Regions from separate parts of the Homo sapiens genome. Here region 1 is linked to region 2. Evidence: chromatin loops called from intact Hi-C (ENCODE). Cell type or tissue: uterus. All regions are shown on one strand. Links, peaks and the distances in the headings refer to the core of each region. The heading gives the core; the rest is flanking DNA. Region 1 holds the start of LOC400622 (a long non-coding RNA gene). Region 2 has its middle 150 kb from the start of LINC01987.

Region 1 (9,670 bases), core at 688-8,687, 52 kb before region 2:
CCGAGTATCCCTTGGCCTCCACTCTGTGCTGGGCTGGTTCAGGCCCGCCCCGAGGAGGCTCATAGTTTCCCAGTCAGCGCGGTGTTTGTGGAAAGTTTGTTTCAGCCTTTCCAGTACTCTCTTATTCCTAGGTTCTCCCTGTGAAATTTCTTTTTTTTCTTTTTTTCTTTTTTTTTTTGAGATGGAGTCTTGCTCTGTCGCCCAGGCTGGAGTGCAGTGGCCCTACCTCGGCTCACTGCCAGCTCCGCCTCCCGGGTTCAAGTGATTCTCCTGCCTCAGCCTCCTGAGTAGCTGGGATTACAGGTGCACGCCACCATGCCCAGCTAATTTTTGTTTGTTTTTAGTAGAGATGGGTTTTCACCATGTTGGCCAAGCTGGTCTCAAACTCCTGACCTTGTGATCCGCCCACCTCGGCCCCCCAAAGTGCTGGGATTACAGGCGTGAGCCACCGTGCCTAGCCATGAAATTCCTGACTGGTTTGCTGCTTACCCCAAACTTACCATAACTGTTCTTGCTGATCCAGCTTGGGGAGGATAGAGCATCCCTAAACAAGAAGACCACAGACCTTTACTACTCTTGCCAAAAGCTCTGCAGCTTCTCAATAATGGAAGCTTCTCAACTCATTGTCTGTCTTTGGTTGACTAGCCCCCAAAGGTGGTTGATTTTTAATTTTGTCCATTTCGTACTTGTTTTTTTGTGGAGAGAATTCACCAACCTTTTCATGCCAACATAGTCAGAAGTGCCTCCAACAGATTAAGGTTAAAAACCAGATGACTGGTGACTGGACAATCTCAACACACATGGAAAAGGTACAGGATTAAAATTTAATGGTCACTTGTGAATAATAATAATAACTTCATCTAGTAATCATGGTTGTCTACCAAAAACTCATAGCAAGCATTGTACTTAGTGATGAAATGATAAAGACTGTCTCTTTAAAGTCAGAAACAAGACCAGGAAGCACACTCTGGGTGTTCCAAGCCAAAAGGGCTTTTTTTTTTTTTTTGACAGGGTCTCACTCTGTCACCCAGGCTGGAATGCAGTGGTGGGATCTTGGCTCACTGCCGCTTCTGCCTCCTGGATTCAATTGATTCTTGTGCCTCAGCCTCCCAAGTAGCTGGGATTACAGGTGTGCACCACCACACCTCACTAATTGTTGTATTTTTTACTAGAGACACGGTTTCACCATGTTGGCCAGGCTGGTTTTGAACTCCTGGCCTCAAGTGATCCACCTGCCTCGGCCTCCCAAAGTGTTGGGATTACAGGTGCGAGTCACCATGCCTGGCCTCAAAAGGGATTTAATGTAAGAAATTAGGTGCTTTCAGAGTTAATGGAAAGCTAAAACAGAAGACATTAGGGTCCATCACTAGCTTCAGGGTCACGGCACTGTGGCTATGAGAGGGAGCCCCTAAAATGACTGCTAGCCATGCAACAGGAGGCAGCCACCTGCGTAGACAGGGATGGGTGCCTGGTGAAACCCACCTTCAAGCCAAAAACAGCCTGAAGGCTGAAAGACTGGACCGCTGGTGCCGGATGAAACCGAGACGCAGAGTGAGAACTTCTGTTCCTGTTTGCCCGCCCTTCCCCGATTGATTCTTTCTGAATAATGCCTTTCAACCAATCAAATATTGCCTTTTTCAATACTACCTACGGCCTGCCCTCCCAGCCTCTGAGCCCATAACAAGCCCTGGACTGAGCCATATTAGGGGAACTTTCCTGCTTTCGGGTAAGGGGACCACCTCCATGTCCCCACCTTTGGGTAAGGGGACTACCCCCACATCCCCGCCTTCCGGTAAGGGGGCCACCCTCCGTCCCCTCTCTGCGGAAAGCTGTTTCATCACTCGCTAAAACTCCCTGCCTTGCTCACTCTGAGATTGTCAGAGCATCCTCATTCTTTTTGAGCGTGGGACAAGAACTCGGGAACTAGTGCACAAGCCAGACTCGGCCCAGGGTGGAGCATCGTCAGCCGGAGGTCCCTGGCTTCCAAAGTGACCGAGAAGAAAATCCTGACTAGCATCATCACTGCTTCCCACCTCCCGGTCCCAGGATCTGCAGTGGGCAGGCTGGAGATCAAGGAGAGCCGATGATGGAATTCCAGCCTGAATCCAAAGGCCTGAGAACCAGGACAGCCCACAGTGTTAAGTTTGAGTCTGAAAACTGGCAGTCTCAAGACACAGGAGAGCCAATGTCAGTTCAGGTCTGAAGGTGGGACGAAGCTGTTGTCCCCGTGAAGCTGGAGACTAGACAGTGAGAGGGGATCAGGAGCTAGATATGCTGGGGCTCGCTCAGGAACCACCCCCGCTGCAGGAAAGAGTTAGGACTGCTGTGTCCCTGCACCTTCTAAATACTGCATTCAGTGTATCTATGGGTAGACCCTAAATTACAGCTGTGTGAATGGAAAATAAATCTCAGGACCCCCAAATCACCAAGCCAAAGGGGAAAGTCAAGCTGGGAACTGCAGCTTGGCAAACCTGCCTCCCATTCTATTCCTAAAGAAGATAGTTACAAAGGTGAAAAAGCTAGGCCGGGTGCGGTGGCTCACGCCTGTAATCCCAGCACTTTGGGAGGCCGAGGCAGGTGGATCACAAGGTCAGGAGATCGAGACCATCCTGGCTAACACGGTGAAAACCCGTCCCTACTAAAAAATACAAAAAATGAGCCGGGCGTGGTGGCAGGCACCTGTAGTCCCAGCTACTTGGGAGGCTGAGGCAGGAGAATGGCATGAACCCGGGAGGCAGAGCTTGCAGTGAGCCGAGATCCGGCCACTGCACTCCAGCCTGGGCAACAGAGCGAGACTCCACCTCAAAAAAAAAAAAAAAAAAAAAGCTACAGACCTCCCTCACAATTTGCCCACAAGGAAATTCCTTGTGGACAAAGGACAGATAAAACTCAAAGTCATCCCTCTGCTCACCTGAGACCAATGCAGATCTGATGGCTTCCTCTGCCCTACTGTTTCACTGAGCCAGACCAAGGCATGAGTGACTATTACTGTCAATTGTGTATTCAGTGAAAGGCTAATCAGAAACTCAAAAGAATGCAACCATTATCTACCTATGACCTGAAAGGCGCCTCCCCGCTTCGAGCTGTCCCATCTTTCCGGACCAAACCAATGTACCGCTTACATATATATATATACACATATATATATATATATATATATACACATATATATATATATATATATACACACATATATATATATATATACACACATATATATATATATACACATATATATATATACATACATATATATATATATACACATACATATATATATATATACACATATATAAAATTTTTTTTTTTTTTTGAGACAGAGTCTTGCTCTGTCGCCCAGGCTGGAGTGCAGTGGCCCGATCTCAGCTTACTGCAAGCTCCGCCTCCCGTGTTCACGCCATTCTCCTGCCTCAGCCTCCGAGTAGCTGGGACTACAGGCGCCTGCCCCGACGCCCAGCTAATTTTTTTGTATTTTTAGTAGAGACAGGGTTTCACCATGTTAACCAGGATGGTCTCGATCTCCTGACCTCATGATCCGCCTGCCTTGGCCTCCCAAAGTGCTGGGATTACAGGCGTGAGCCACCATGACCGACCCAGCTTACATATATTGATTGATGTCTCATGTCTCCCTAAGATGTATAAAACCAAGCTGTGCCCCAACCACCTTGGGCACATATCGTCAGGACCTCCTGAGGCTGTGTCACAGGCAGGTCCTCAACCTTGGCAAAACAAACTTTCTAAATTAATTGAGACTTATCTCAGATGCTTTTTGGTTTACAGCTGGTATCCTGTAAAATCAAGGTGGTCTGGGAAATGTAGCATTTAGCCTTCTAGCTCCCATGCTACAAGGTGGTGGAACTGGATGCTGAATGCCATAGAGAGTATCTAGCACAGACATATAGAAAAATTCTCTTCTGGTCTTTCAAGATAAAAACAGGATCTATTTTATTTTTGTTTATTTTTAATTTTTTTTTGTTTTTTTCTTTTGAGATGGAGTCTCGCTTTGTCACCCAGGCTAGAGTGCAGTGGCGCGATCTCAGCTCACTGCAAGCTCCACCTCCTGGGTTCAAGCGATTCTTCTGTCTCAGTCTCCCAAGTAGCTGGGACTACAGGCGCCCGCCACTACACCTGGCTAATTTTCGTATTTTTAGTAGAGACGGGGTTTTGCCATGTTGTCCAGGCTGGTCTCGAACTCCTGACCTCAGGTGACCCACCCACCTCAGCCTTCCAAAGTGCTGGGATCACAGGCGAGAGCCACTGCTCCCAGCCAGGATCTACTTTAGCTCCAAACCCATCTTGAATTTATGTCCCCAGCCCAGATGAAGCAGGGGAAATCGCTGGTGAATATTCGCATTAGTCAGGGTTCTCCCCTCTGTCTATATCTCTGCCTCTCCTGTTGGTCCTGTTTATATAAAGAGATCTATTATTAGGAATCGGCTCACGTGATCATGGAGATTGGAAAGTCCCGTGATCTGCAGTGGGCAAGCTGGAGACCAGGAAGAGCTGATGGTGGAGTTCCAGTCTGAATCCAAAGGCCTGAGAACCAGGACAGCCCATGGTATACGTTCTAGTCTGAAAGCTGGCAGTCTCGGGACACAGGAGAGCCAATGTCAGGTCAAGTCTGAAGGCAGGACAAAGCTGTTGTTCCAGCTTGAAGACCATCAGGGAAGAGAAATTCATTCTTGCTTGGAGGAGGGTCAGCCTTTTGTTCTGTGCAGGCCTTCAACTGATGATGAGGACCCCCTCCACACTAGGGAGGACAAACTGCTTTATTCTGTCCACTGATTTAAATGTTAATCTCAGCCTGGCTCGGTGGCTCATGCCAGTAATCCCAGCACTTTGGGAGGCCTAGGTGGGAAGATCACCTGAGGTCAGGAGTTCCAAACCAGCCTCGCCAACATGGTGAAACCGTGTCTCTACTAAAAACACACAGAAAAATTAGCTGGGTGTGGTGCCACACACCTCTAATCCCAGCTACCCAGGAGGCTGAGGCAGGAGGATCACCTGAGCCCAGGAGGTCGAGACTGCAGTGAACCATGATCACACCATTGCACTCCAGCCTGGGTGACAGAGCAAGACTCTGTCATAAATAAATGTTAATCTCACCCAAAACACCCTCACAGAAACACTCTAATGTTTGACCAAATTTCTGGGCACCCCGTGGCCCAATCCGGTTGACACATAAAATTAACGATCACAGCATTTGTGAAATGTCTGACATTTTATGACTGGTGCTTTTGAGATGTTCTATATCTGGCAGACAGAATCCCTAATAAACAACACCTTACAGCTAAGGAGCATGTTTGACTCTGGCGTTCTGACTGATGTTCACATCAAGGAGAGAAAAGAACGCGAACACTTCTCGAAGAGGAGGGGGCATGATGGGAGCCTCCTTCCTCTGCTCCTCCCTCTCACTCCCCTCCCCCAGCCTGGTGACTCTGGCTTCTACCTGCAGCCCCATACCTGTCTCACTGACTGATGGTTGTGGCTTTAGAGCCAAAGTTCCTGAGCCTCTGAGCCTATCCAGCCACATCAAAAGCCACTCCTGCTGCTGGCTTCCAGCTCTAGTTAGTTGCTCACACTCCTTCCCAAACCTCATGTCTTGTGGACTTTTTGCTCCCTGGCCTTCCAGGATCGGTCCTGCCTTCACATGGACCTGATTCTCTGCTGCCTGGACCCACACCTCATGTGTTTAGGGATCTCCAGATGACCCATAGCTCATGTCACTGTACCTGCCAATCATCTTCTCATTTGAACCAGACCCTGCCTGGTGGCACCCAGGAATCTACCCCCTACCCTGGGGACAGGTCTCCAGTCCGGGTGAGAAAGGTGCTATGTATCTAGGGCTCATCCCGCTTCACGCTGAAGGTGACGGGGGGTGGCAGTGTGTCCGGAATTGGTGGGTTCTTGGTCTCACGAACTTAAAGAATGAAGCCACCGACCCTCGCAGTGAGTGTTACAATTCTTAAAGGTGGTGTGTCTGGAGTTTGTTCCTTCTGATGTTTGGACATGTTTGGAGTTTCCTCCTTCTGGTGGGTTCATGGTCTCTCTGGCTTCAGGAGTGAAGGTGCAGACCTTCACCGTGTGTTACAGCTCTTAAGGCGGCGCCTCTGGAGTTGATCCTTCCTCCCGTCAGGAGTTATTCGTTCCATTCCTCCTGGTGGGTTCATGGTCTCGGTGGCATCAGTAGACCTTCACAGTGAGTGTTACAGCTCATAAAGGCAATGCGGACCCAAAGAATGAACATTTATTGTAAAGAGCAAAACAACAAAGCTTCCACAGCTCAGAAGAGAACCCCAGCAAGTTGCCCCTGCTGATTCGGGCAGCCTGCTTTTATTCCCTTATCTGGCCCCACCCACATCCTGCTGATTGGTCCATTTTACAGCAAGCTGATTGGTCCGTTTTACAGAGAACTGATTGGTCTGTTTTGACAGGGTGCTGACTGGCACGTTTACAAACCTTTAGCTAGACACAAAAGTTCTCCAAGTCCCCACTAGATTAGCTACACACAGAGCACTGACTGGTGCATTTACAAACCTTGAGCTAGACACAGGGTACTGATTGGTGTGTTTACAAACCTTGGGCTAGACACAGAATGCTGATTGGTGTACTTACAATCCTATAGCTAGACATAAAAGTTCTCCAAGTCCCCACCCGCCTCAGGAGCCTAGCTGGCTTCACCTAGTGGATTCTGTGCCAGGGCCGCGTCAGGCGCCTGCACTCCTCAACCCTTGGGCGGTCATGGGACTGGGCGCTGCCCAGCAGGGGGCAGCCCCCGTCGAGGAAGCTCGGGCCAAGCGGAAGCCCACCAGGAGGGGGTGGGGGGTGGGGCTCGGGCAGGGCGGGCTGCAGGTCCCAAGCCCTGCCTCATGGGGAGGCAGCTGAGGCCCGGCGAGAATTCCAGCATGGCTCGGGCGGGCCGGCAGTGCTGGGGGACCCGGCGCCCCCGACCCCCCCAGCTGCTGGCCCGGGTGCTAAGACCCTCACTGCCTGGAGCCGCTGGCAATAGCCAGCGGATCAGAGTGTGGGGCCCGCCAAGAAATCGCCCTGGCCCGGGGAGCCCCCTGGGCAGCCCCGGTTCCCGCCCGCGCCTCTCCCTCCACAACTCTCCCTCAACACCTCCCTCTCCACTCCTCCCCGCAAGCAGAGGGAGCCGGCTCCACCCTCGGCCAGCCCAGAGAGGGGCTCCCACAGTGCAGTGGCGGGCTGAAGGGCTCCTCAAGGGCAGCCAGAGTGGGTGCCGAGGCCAAGGAGACACCGAGAGTGAGCGAGGGCTGCCAGCACACTGTCACCTCTCAGCAGCATACAAGGGCCACCTGGGAAGTGGCCACTGAATCTGGGCTCAGGCTATAGGCCCCCTCTCTTGATCTTCAAGTTCAGTCTCCCATTTTTCCTTGTCATTTTTGTTTTGCCAGCTTTCAGTGGCAGCAGCCCCTCCCCCTGGGGCTCAGAGCTGGAGAGGGAGTTTTAAGTGGTTTCTGCAAAATATTTTGGAGGAGAATGATCTGCCTTTAGTAGTCAAGGACTCTTCTTGCAACACTCAGGCTCTGTTTTATGGACAGAAAGAGTCCAGGAGGCTCTCTGAGCCACACAAGGCCCTTTGCAACCTTCCTGGGCTCGGGCTGCGAGCAGCCATTTTGGAACATGTGAAACGGATTTTAAATTCCCTCTTTGCAGTTTGAGAAGATGGCGGCCTGAACCGGAGTCCTTCTTCCCCTCCTCCCTCTCCGCTGCTGCAATGCCCAGGCCCCCCGCAACGTTCCTCGTCTGTAATGGTGCCAGAGGCTTTAAATCTTGCAGAAGCCACATCTGCTGCCTGCAGGTAAACCTCCCTGGCTGAGCCCACTGCGCACGCCTCCACGTTCTGGAGCCAGAAACAATGAGAAGCACAATTCCGGCAGCATCTCTCCTCCCGGTCATTTGCATAGCACAACCTCTCCCTCCACCCCCTCCTGTCTCCCACGTGGATCTTCATGTAATTAATTAATATCGCGTTCATCAGAGCTTAATTCATGTTCTTGTAATATACAAGGATTAAAAAAAAATCCTACCAAGAGAGCAGTAATAGGCTCCGGCTTTTCTGGTCTGGGAGCAAATATAATGAGCCTCCATGAAAATATTGAATCGCTTCCCGCAGTCTCCACACCTCAGAGCACTGGCATGTTTACTGTGGTAAGCCACCCCTGTGTTTAGAAACATCACGGCCTGCTTTCCTACAGGGGTAGCCATGCTGGGGGCCTCTCTGGAGCCTCTCCTAGGAGTGCATTCAGCAGGGCAGAGGCTCGGAGCTCTTCCCGGGGGTACATTCAGCAGTGGCAGAAGCTCAGCAGATGATGGGGTTCTGTGTGGGTGAGAGCTGAGGGTTGGGTTTCCTGCACAATGCCAAGAGTGCCAAGAGTGGCATTGCAAGTTACTCCTTCCCTCCCAGAGCCCATTTATTTTTAAGCCACCCTCTCCCCTCCACTACAGTGTGATGGCTTCTCCATGCTAATCGCCCTATAGAACAAGGAGAAAAGGAAAGGTGGGCCCTTCACGGTATATATTTTGCTCTTTGATTGGAACGAAATGAACTCAGTGTAACGTCCAGGCTGTTGTGGGGGCTGGGTTGTTTCTGGACAGAAAGTCCCATCTGTGTCCAGGGGGCCGCGTCTGAGTTCGGGGCATCCACACTGGCACGCTGTTTTGCTCGGAGCTGGGACATAACACGTGGGCTGTGTGAGCGCTCTTGGGGGCTGGAAACCCAAGGGGCCGATCAAGGGTTCTTGATTCAACCAAACCTCCCCCTTGCCATCCTCCATGCAGAACGCGTCCCTGGGGCCTTCACCCTGTCGTGAACAAAGCACGACTATTTTGTAAAGGGAAGATCAAAGAGCCAGAAGTCGCGGATGAGTGTGTGGCAGGTGGGGACTCAGAGTGACAGTGGCCATGCGGTGTGTCCCGTGGTCGCCCCAGAGGCGGATGGGCCAGGCCGCTGCACATACCCTGGGAGGAGGCAGGTGGGGAGGGAACCCGAGGACCCTGCCTATGTTCACCCCTCTGTTCCTCTCTGGGACCCACTATGGCTGGAAGGGACTTTTTCCTTCTCCCCCCACCCCTCCCCTCCTCACCTTCCCTCCCCCTGCTTTTTAATTTCTTCCCTTTTGCAAGGCTTTTTGTCCAGCTGGGGCTGGGAAGAAGATGCCCCCGACCCCCTCTCGTGGTCGCCAGGGTAGGGGTGGGAGGAATCTGGAAGCCACGTGCGATGCTCGGAGCTGCGTCCTCTGTCCTGGGGCGTGGGTCCGCGAGCGCCGCGCAGCCTCCCGGACCGCCCTGAGCTGCTGCGCCCGGCGCTGCTCCTCCTTCCCCAGCTCCGCGCCTTCCCCTCGCGATCCCCCTCCTGCCTCTTCGGTCCTGGAAGCGTCCCAAGATGGGGTGGGGGCATGGAGGGAGAGAGGGGAGGAGGGAGCTGCCCGGGGGCAGTGCCGCCAGGAAGTGGGACGGGGACTCTGGCGCCCCTCCAGGCTGCTGCGCGCGGGCTGGGGACCGTGCACCGCTTTGCGCGCCAGACGATGCATCTTCTGGAACGGCAGCTGAGGCAATGCGGGGTGTGAAGTGGCGGCGGGCAGAGGGGCTCGCAGGGGCTGGGATCCGCGTGCCCCTCTCTGCCTCGGTGCGGAGCACGATGTGCCCG
Region 2 (9,670 bases), core at 1,041-9,040:
CCTGCGTGTGGTGGCCACACCGCCCAGGGGAGGCCTGGCTGGTTCCACAGGCCCTGGAGGCGGGCAGATAAGTTTGGCCTTGATCTTTAACCTCCTGATCCTTGCCCAAGGAAATTGTAGGAGCCCCCAAAGCCAGAATAAACTTCTCCCTCTTCTTCTGGATGGGCCCATCCACTGCGGCCAGCCATATCTTTATTATTTTAAGCAAAAAAACTAAAGCTCTGGCCCCGTCTAGAACAAGAACCAGAGGAGAGGCTTATAGAGTTGTGTAAGCCTTGGGGGGCAGTGAGAGAAAGGTCCCCGACCTTCCACCCTCTCTGGACAGAAGTGGCTGCTGAGGGTCTAGAGAGTGCCCTCTCTCCTTGCATTAACCCCATGCAGAGTGAGTCCCCGCAATTAACGCTGCCACCCCCTGAAACTAAAGGAGCGGGGTTCGGGTGTGGAAAATCTTCCCGGATCTTCATCTGCGGCGGCCCCTGCCCCACCCCCACTGCCCCTAGCCATGGGAGCCCGAATAATCCTTGCGAAGAGAGGATAATTAATTCAAAAAGGCCACATCCTGGGGCCTCGGCCCTTTGACAAGGGAGAGGAGGGGAGGCGGGAGGGGAGGCGAGGGCCGAGCGGGGCCGCGAAGGAGGCTGTTGGAATAATCCCCATCTCAGGGCAACATCTTTCCAGCCCTAATTAGACTCCGGGGCATTATCCCTGCATGCGTTGTCGATGGCGGCCAGGAAAAGGGCGAGGCCAACTTTATTTCTGAATTTGGACTGACTTAAAGAAGTGGCATCACATTTGAAGGGCACCCAATCGCTCCGTTGCCCTCGCTGCATGAAATTGTATCTGCTTGCCACTTCCTATCTCGCCGGGCGCAGCTGGGCTGTAAGTCATTGGTGATAACATTCTTTATTATGCCGTCGTGTTTATGAACTGTGCCTGGAAAGAGATGATAGAAATATGCAGCAATATGCAAAGGCATCGGGGAGGAGGGGGAAGGGGGAGCAAATGTTAGTTGCCAGGGCAACGATGGGGCTATTTTGGGCATCGGATTTTGCGGATGATGAAAACCATTTTCCTGCAACGGTTGGACTCTCCCCTCCCCCTTCCTGGAGGCGATAAATGCACAGTGAATATTTAGGAAGGGGATGGCTTAATTTCTTAATTAAAAATTATGATCTTTTCCTCTCTGCCTCCTTTAAAAACGGATAAAAAAAATCGAAGGGTGTTGAGAAGCATTCTTGAGTGGAAGGCGAGCTTTCGTTCTGGTGGAAGGAGATGTGTGAATAATGCACTCACTTTACTGATGCCTGCCACCTCCCCCATCAGGCTCATCCACCGCCTTTCACCTACGCCGACTTAACTCTGATAAACTCCCCAAGCAAAATCCCCGAGCCCCAGACCTCAGCCTAATCTCAAAACCTCCAGGTGTTTATAAGCAAGCTGAATTCCAATGAGTCTCGGGGCAACTTGGCTTCCGACGAGATGGCTGGAAGATGGCTCCATCTCTGGGCACAGATGTCCCTGAGAAACAAAAGCTCAGGACCAGGGGCTGGGACGATGCCCTCCTCCTGCCCCTCCATCTGAGACACAGGCTTCCCGGAGGAGGGATTCGCCCTCTGCAGGCACTGGGCTGCTTATGTAAGCCTGGTCAGCTCCACACCCAAAAGGAGGCGAGGCTGGTGCCCGTCTGGATTTGTGACTGTGTCCCGCCATCCCACGTGCTGTGTCTGTTTCCATAGGGTGGAGGAGCTAATGGGTTTCAACCTTGCCTCCTCCCTGCTGTTTCCTCAGTGGCTCTCCAAGTAGGGTCCCCTGACCGGCAGCCACAACCGCAGCGTCACCTGGGGATTTGTGGAAAATGCAAAATGTAGGGGTCCCACTCCAGACTTGCTGAATCAGAACTAGAGGCAGGTTCTAAGGAAGCCCCTGCAGGTGAGGCTGATGCAGCTGCAGGGTGAGAACCGCTGTGTTAAAGACAGATGGTGCCCAGGTATGCATTATCCTGCCCCCTTGCCTGCCACACGCCCTGCCTCATAGCCTGCAGGTGCTCGATAAGTGGGTGTGGAATGAATGGATCTGGGGAAATAATCCTGCAGTATAATCTCCCACCCTCTGGCCAGCCTCTGTGCCCACTGCCCACCTGCCAGCCTCCCCAGCATGCTCTGGTGTGTGATGGGAGAGCCGAGGGCCGTGAGGACACAGCAGGTGATTTTCCAGGCTCGCAACCCAAGGTCTGGGGTTGGAGAGGGATGACTCATGGCAGCCTTTTTTCCTACTTGTCTGGGCCTCTGTGACTGGCTGGCACCCCTCTGTCAGGTGCCCCTATGAACAGGTCACCCAGACATGTCACTGAGTTCTGGTACCAGGTCTAAGACATGCTCCTGGGTCCAGAACCATCTTGCGGGGACAGCTGGCTTCTGGAAAGTTCCATAGGTGTCAAAGTTGGAGGAACAGAATGCATCTCATTGGAGGGTGGGTGGCTCTTGCTTTGTGGTTGGAATGGGTTCGTGCAGTTAACGTGCTCTTTCTGTATCTCTGGCTTTGTGACAATGAGTCGTGCTGTGATTCCCAGTACCCCTTCCTGCCCACTCCCTCCACCAGAAGGAGGACCCCTGAAGATGTCTGTGGGCCAGTTTTGGGAGGTTCTTTGGGATAAATTAGGAGAGCAGGTGGCTGGTGTCTTCAGCTGTAGGCTCTTCTTGTGGGGATGTCAGTTATCAGAACATTATTACTCTGAGTCTGAAGAGAGTAAAATGATTTATGCTTTCTTTTGAAAACAAACTTTTAATTGCTTATCAGCCAAGTAATACATTCTCATGTAGAAAAATTGAAAAATATAGAAAGGTATGAAGAAATAAAGTATCTACAGTTTTCCTGTCTGGAGATAAAAGATAATCTTTTTCTGCCTTTTAGTTTTTCTCTTTATTTTTACAGACTTGAGATCATATCGTATTCTGCTTTTTTTAGCTATCATCATAATGTGAACATTTTTCCATTTCCTTAAATAGTCTTTAATACATCCTTTTTTTAGTGGCTGCATAATATTTTATAGTGTGGCTGTATCATAGTTAAGCGTTTTTTTTTGAATAAATGATTTTCCATGTCTCTTTCAGGCTATGGAAGTGGCAGCTTGTGATTTTAATACCAAAGAAAGCCCAGAGCTCAGAGAGAGGCAGAGGTGAGTCTCTTTGTGTTTGACGCCTGGCATTTGAGTTGTGCTGAAGGAAGAGAAGCCAATCCATCACTGGGGATTGAAGTTAGCTTCTGTGGTGACATTCATGGGTGAGAGACAAAATCACTTCCCGCAGGGCAAGTGGCAGCATTTGGCATTTCGCAGGTTACCAGTGAGGTAATGGAGTCAAATAGAAGTTCACTGGAAGCTTCTTTTTAATGCCCTTGAATGGGCTGTCAAAGGAGGAAGAGGAAGAGCTGCCACTCTGCCAAGACCCGCCCTCTGCAGAGCCCTGGATACGTACCAACTGCCCCTCAGGTGCAGTAGGCCAGCAGGCTGGGGCCTTGTGCTCTTTGGGTAGGTGGACCTGCTGGCAGGGCCCTCCCCACTCCTGTGGGGGAGAAGCAGAGATCAGCCTGGAGTCTTGGGTAATATTTCTGCTCCATTTTCCCCCTCTATTTTGGGGTCCACACACCATGAATGAGAGTGGCTGAAATGAAAATCTCGAATGAACGGTATGAAGGTCAGCCCACACAGCGAGGTTTCCCGCCTGCTCCACTCTGTCCTCTCTCCGATGACACCTCAAACTTTCCATGCTTCTTTGCAGCTCTTCTTTTGCAGGAATTGGAACTTGCCACTTGTTTCCAAAGCCCTTCCAAGTCCACTCCCTTCTTCCCATCATTCCCATTACAGCCAGCTCTACCAACAGGGAACCCCAAAGGCCATAGGCGTGGTTAAGCAATACTCGAACCATGGGGCCTCTTTTGTACAAAGTTATTTCGGCAGAATTTATTGCAGCATAAGTGTAAATACCCCATGATCCTCTGGGGCAGGGGTCTCTGCAATGGCATTGTTGACATACGGGACCAGATAATTCTGTGTTGTGAAGGCCCGTCCTGAACATTGTAGGACGTTAGCAGTGTCCCTGATCCCTACCCACTAGATGCCAGTAGTAGGGTGCCCTGATCCCTACACACTAGACCCACTCAGTCATGACAACCACATATGTATTTCTTTTCTTTTCTTTTTTTTGAGATGGAGTCTTGCTCTGTTACCCAGGCTGGAGTGCAGTGGTGTGTTCTCAGCTCACTGCAACCTCCAGCTTCTGAGTTCAAGCAATTCTCCTGCCTCAGCTTCCCAAGTAGCTGGGATTACAGGCACCTGCCACCAGACCTGGCTAATTTTTGTGTTTTTAGTAGAGACAGGGTTTCACCATGTTGCCCGAGCTGGTCTCAAACTCCTGACCTCAAGTGATCTGCCTGCCTTGGCCTCTCAAAGTGCTGGGATTACAGGCGTGAGCCACCGCACCTGGCCCCAAATATGTCTTTCAACATCATCAGTTGTCCCCTGGTCATGCCCAGTTAGAACTGCTGATCTAGAACACCATTTCCCAAAATGTGTTTTGTGGAACCCAAGTTTACTGGAATGCCAGTGAGTACTTTCTGAAAAGTGAGGTCCTGAAATCAGCAGAATTTGATCAACTGTGGGCTGAACACAGTTAAAAGATTTAACAGGGCTCTGCCTCCATTTGCTTTGGATCGCTTTTCTCACTTCTCTTCTGTTCTTTACCCGGCTTTCAGCAGAGTGTCCTCTCCTGTGATTCTTTCTAGAACATCTTCATTTCTTCAGGGGTTTTATTTTTATTTTTATTGTTTTTTCCTTCCACTTCTCTGCATTATTCCAGATCACAAACCATTTCCTCTTATCTCTCCTGAGCTCTTGTATCTCTGATCTATTCTTTTGTTTCATATAGGTTCTTGCCTTTAATTTGAGTAAAGACTTTGGCCACATTTTTCATAGTTCAGTGGCAACATTTTTGGTGATGTACTGTGAATACCTCATGGCCCTGCTGCCTGGAACGTGGCGGGCACAGCTTGTCTCCACATCTGCTTCCTGCTCTGCCTGAACCTCTCCATAGCCCCCCTGCCCTCAGGCCACAGCACTTTCCAATTCTTTTTTTTTGAGACGGAGTCTCGCCCTGTCGCCCAGGCTGGAGTGCAATGGTGAGATCTCAGCTCACTGCAACCTCCACCTCCCGGGTTCAAGCAATTCTCCTGCCTCAGCCTCCCGAGTAGCAGGGATTACAGGCACACGCCACCATGCCTAGCTAATTTTTGATATCTTTAGTAGAGACTGGGTTTCACCATGTTGTCCAGCTGGTCTCAAACTCCTGGCCTCAGGTGATCCACCCGCCTTGGCCTCCCAAAGTGCTGGGATTACAGGCGTGAGCCACCGTGCCTGGCCTGCACTTTCCAGTAAAATGATGTCATTCTAAGGATAACAAGCCATGTTTGTCCAACAGATGACCCAACATCACTGGGGAAGAAAAAACAAGTGTTTGGCATTGGTGGGGAATCATTTAAGCCTGTCTGTCCCATTGCTGAGTCTCGGAGACCAATACCTAGAGTGTTTAATGATGGTGCGGCTTGAGAACAACAGGTGTGGCTGTCAGAGAGGATCATGCCCAAAGAGGAACATTCTCGATGTGGAAGTTGGGCAGATCTGCCCAGATTAGTGACTCTTCAAGAGTGGAGGAGCACAGCTTGTTTATCTGTGTTTATGAAGGGCTCCAGAGTAGACAGTTCATGTATTTATCTCTTTAGTTCTTATCACACATGCTTTCCAGGAGGTGCAGGAGAGAAGCGATAGCGTCTACTGCGTCTTTTGCTAGACAAGGGGAGAGGAAGCATGCTGTATGTATGGAGATACTTATTTAGGTTATAAATTTACCACTCACAGTCTCTAAGTTGGATTGCCCATCGGCAGTGATTTGCTCTGTTACAGTATTTAGTTTTGTTTCAAAAGCCATTGGTGATTTTAACTCTCTCCCTCCTTGTGGGCTCTAGTCTTAAATCCTACAGGACTGACACTAAATTCGTCACCTTTCTTCTCCTTCCCTCCATTTCTCCCCACAGTTTCCTTCACATGGACCACATTGTTAAGAGTAGCAGCTCACACCGGGTGAGGTGGTTTTTGCCTATAATCCCAGCACTTTGGGAGGCTGAGGCAGGCGGATCACCTGAGGTGAGGAGTTTGAGACCAGCCTGGCCAACATGGTGAAACCTCATCTCTACTAAAAATACAAAAATTAGCTGGGCGTCGTGGTGCACCCCTGTAATCCCAGCTACTCGGGAGGCTGAGGCAGGAGAATCACTCGAACCTGGGAGGTAGAAGTTGCAGTGAGCTGAGATCGCGCCACTGCACTCCAGCCTAGTCAACAGAGTGAGACTCCATCTCAAAAAAAAAAAAAAAAAAAAAAAGAAAAGAAAAAAAAGAGTAGCAGCTCAACTCTTAGGTTATGAGACTTGGAGTCACTCATTGTCTCTACTCCTTCAAACTCTAGACATTATCTGTCATCATATTTATTGTCTTTTTCCTTCCAAAATGGTTCTCAGCATCATCCCCAAAGCCCCTGCCCAGACAAACCACAGAAATGCTGCAGGCAAAAGGATAGGTGTGAGAACGTATGGCAGGGTTATGTGACTTAGCCAGGAAGAGTTGGTGGGCGTTGATGTCCAGGGAAGCACCCTCTGGGGAAACAGCTTTCTGCCTGAGACCTGAAGGACCAGCATCGTAGGAGTTCGGCAACCTGGGTTTCCTCCCTCCAGCCTGTTCCCACGGTCCTTCAGCCTGGTCTTCCTCACCTAACCCTTTGTGGCAGTTTTCTGGGGCTCCTGTAGCCAAGTACCACACACCGAGGGGCTTGAAACCACAGAAGTGTATCCTCTCACAGTTCAGAAGGCCAGATGTCCAACATCGAGGGGTTGGCAGGGTCAGTTCCTTCTGGAGGCTGTAGGGGAGGATCTAACCCATGCCTCTTCCTAGGTTTTGGGGGCTTCCGACAATCTTTGGTGTCCTTTGGCAGCCTGCAGCTGCCTCCCGTTGATATCTGCTCCATCTTCACATGGCCTCCGCATGTGTGTGTGTGTGTGTGTGTGTGTGTGTGTGTGTCTTCTCTTCTTTTTATTTTCAAAGGACACCAGTCATATCCAATTTAGGGCCTCCTGTAGTCCAGTAGGACCTCATCTTAACTTTCATTACACCTGCAAAGGCCCTATTTACACAGTAGGCCACATTCACAGATTCTGAACCTTGAACCATGAATTCTGGTGAGACACGATTCAACCCAGTACACCCTTGTTTAAGAACCGACCCAAGAGACTGTTTGAAGCTGTGCAATGAATCCCAGTTCCTGGATATCAAGTCCAAACTTCCTAGGCAGGCTTTTACTTATTTATTTATCTATTTATTTTTTGAGGCAGCGTCTCACTTTGTCCCAAGGCTGGAGTACAGTGGGGCAATTATGGCTCATTGCAGCCTCCACTTCTCGGGCTTAAGCTATCCTCCCACCTCCGCCTCCTGAGTAGCTAGGACTAGAGGTGTGACCCACCATGCCTGGCTAATTTTTTTTAATGTTTTTGTAGAGATAGGGTCGCCCTACATTGCCCAGGCTGGTCTCAAATTTCTGGTCTCAACGGATCTTCCTGCTTTGGCCTCTCAAAGTGTTGAGATTACAGGTGTGAGTCACTGTGCCTGGCCCAGGCAGAGTTTTTATTTTTATTTTTATTTTTTTCCGAGATGGAGTCTCGCTCTGTCACCCAGGCTGCAGTGCAGTGGCATGATCTTGGCTCTCTGCAACCTCTGCCTCTCTGGCTCAAGTGATTCTCATGCCTCAGCCTCCCGAGTTGCTGGGACTACAGATGTGCGCCACCATACCCAGCTAATTTTGTATTTTATTTTATTTTTATTTATTTATTTATTTATTTATTTATTTTGAGACGGAGTCTCGCTGTCTCCCAGGCTGGAGTGCAGTGGTGCCATCTCGGCTCACTGCAAACTGCGCCTCCTGGGTTCACACCATTCTCCTGCCTCAGCCTCCCGAGTAGCTGGGACTACAGGCTTTCACCACCATGCCTGGCTAATTTTTTGTATTTTTAGTAGAGATGGGGTTTCACCGTGTTTGCCAGGATGGTCTCGATTTCCTGACCTCGTGATCCACCCGCCTTGGCCTCCCAAATTGCTGGGATTACAGGTGTGAGCCACTGTGCCCGGCCTCTAATTTTGTATTTTAGTAGAAATGGGGTTTCACCATATTGCCCAGGGTGGTCTCGAACTCCTGACCTCAGGTGATCTGCCCACCTTGGCCTCCCATAGCTCTGGGATTACAGGCGTGAATCACCGCACCCGGCTAAGGCTGAGTTTTTACAAACACCATTCCGATCTATGGACTCACCCTTATATCCCACCACCCCCAGGACCATCTTCTCAGTCGAGCTCATGTTCCCGGCCCTGCCCATGCTTCTTCTGGTCACTCCTCCTACCCTTGTTGAAAGATACATTGCCCCTGCCCTGGCGTACCCCTGTGGTCCTCAGCTCTGGCCTGTCTTTTCCACGGCTGCACCAAGGCTCTTTGCCTGAGACGCTCTGTTCCCATGAGGTTCTCTTGGCCTGTGGACAGCAGGAGTTAGGAAGCCCCAAGGAATTAGCACCTCCAGGGAGCAGCCCTTATCCAGTGACTTGTGGGAGTAAGTGAATAAAGACCTCATCTTTCTTGCTCTTCTGGTGAGATAATTCTGAGGCGCATGGCAAGGATGCCATTTTCCAGAGTTCTGCAGTGGGATTAAGCTCCGCTCTCTCTCGGAGGAGACATGTTGCTACCTCACCCTTTTGAGGTTGCTTCACCTTCCCTGCCCCACTTACCCCCTCCCCTGCAGGTGCTTCCCATGACCACCTGCCACATCCACCCCCAGAAACCCTGCAGCAGGCTCCACTTCAGTGAGGATCCCAGCCTCTCATACTGCTTTCTGCACTTAAAATGCCTATTCACGGCTGATATCAAATGTATGCTCCAAACCAGTTCCACTTCCTTCTCCACACTTTCTAGGATGACGTCAACCTGCACAATTTCTCTTTTCTCAGAACCGTGAGTGCCACAAGAGTCGGAACTCCTTTGGCCTTTCTGCTGCTTTTTGGCTTTGTTTGATTTCTCTTTCACAGAGACCATGTTTTTTGCATCTCATGTGGAGCACGTCAAACAACTTCCTAAAATTTCCCCAGAGCTCGTATAGAATCTGTGCTTCCTCCAAGTCTGCAAAATTCTGTTCCTTTTTCCTTGTCCTGTGTCACCTTTTTACCGTGGGCTTATTGTTTTTCTTCTCTTGTCTTTTTTCTTTTCTTTCTTTTTTTTTTTTTCATTTTTTGAGCCAGAGTTTCGCTCTTTTACCCAGGCTGGAGTGCAGTGGTGCAATCTCAGCTTGCTGCAACCTTCGCCTCCCAGGTTCAAGCGATTCTCCTGCCTCGGTCTCCCGAGTAGCTGGGATTGCAGGCATGTGCCACCACACCCTGCTAATTTTTGTATTTTTAGTAGAGACGGGATTTTGACATGTTGGCCAGGCTGGTCTTGAACTCCTGACCTCGTGATCCACTCAGCTCGGCCTCCCAAAGTGCTGGGATTACAGGTGTGAGGCACCGCACCTGGCCTTCCTTGTCTTTTTATTCATT

Evidence for each region. Peaks named below come from ENCODE experiments on the same cell type or tissue, not always from the same donor. Only the 100,000 strongest peaks of a DNase experiment are listed, where the experiment ranks them.
Region 1: a loop joins it to region 2, with 2.6 times the contacts of the local background. A loop is called at or near these places in 2 of 110 quality-filtered maps.

Annotation. Positions count from the first base shown.
Region 1 is chr17:77,519,324-77,528,993 of GRCh38, forward strand. It overlaps LOC400622 (a long non-coding RNA gene), which reads left to right and starts at 7,678. Exons shown (of 3, transcript NR_148967.1): 1 at 7,678-7,822. RefSeq lists enhancers at 8,303-8,803, 8,804-9,304. In uterus, for the core only: no CTCF peak of the experiment used is centred there; no DNase peak of the experiment used is centred there.
Region 2 is chr17:77,570,814-77,580,483 of GRCh38, forward strand. No RefSeq gene overlaps it. Among named protein-coding and RNA genes, the nearest start is that of LINC01987, 150 kb to the right of the region's middle. RefSeq lists enhancers at 750-1,689, 1,690-2,628, 9,051-9,160. In uterus, for the core only: no CTCF peak of the experiment used is centred there; no DNase peak of the experiment used is centred there.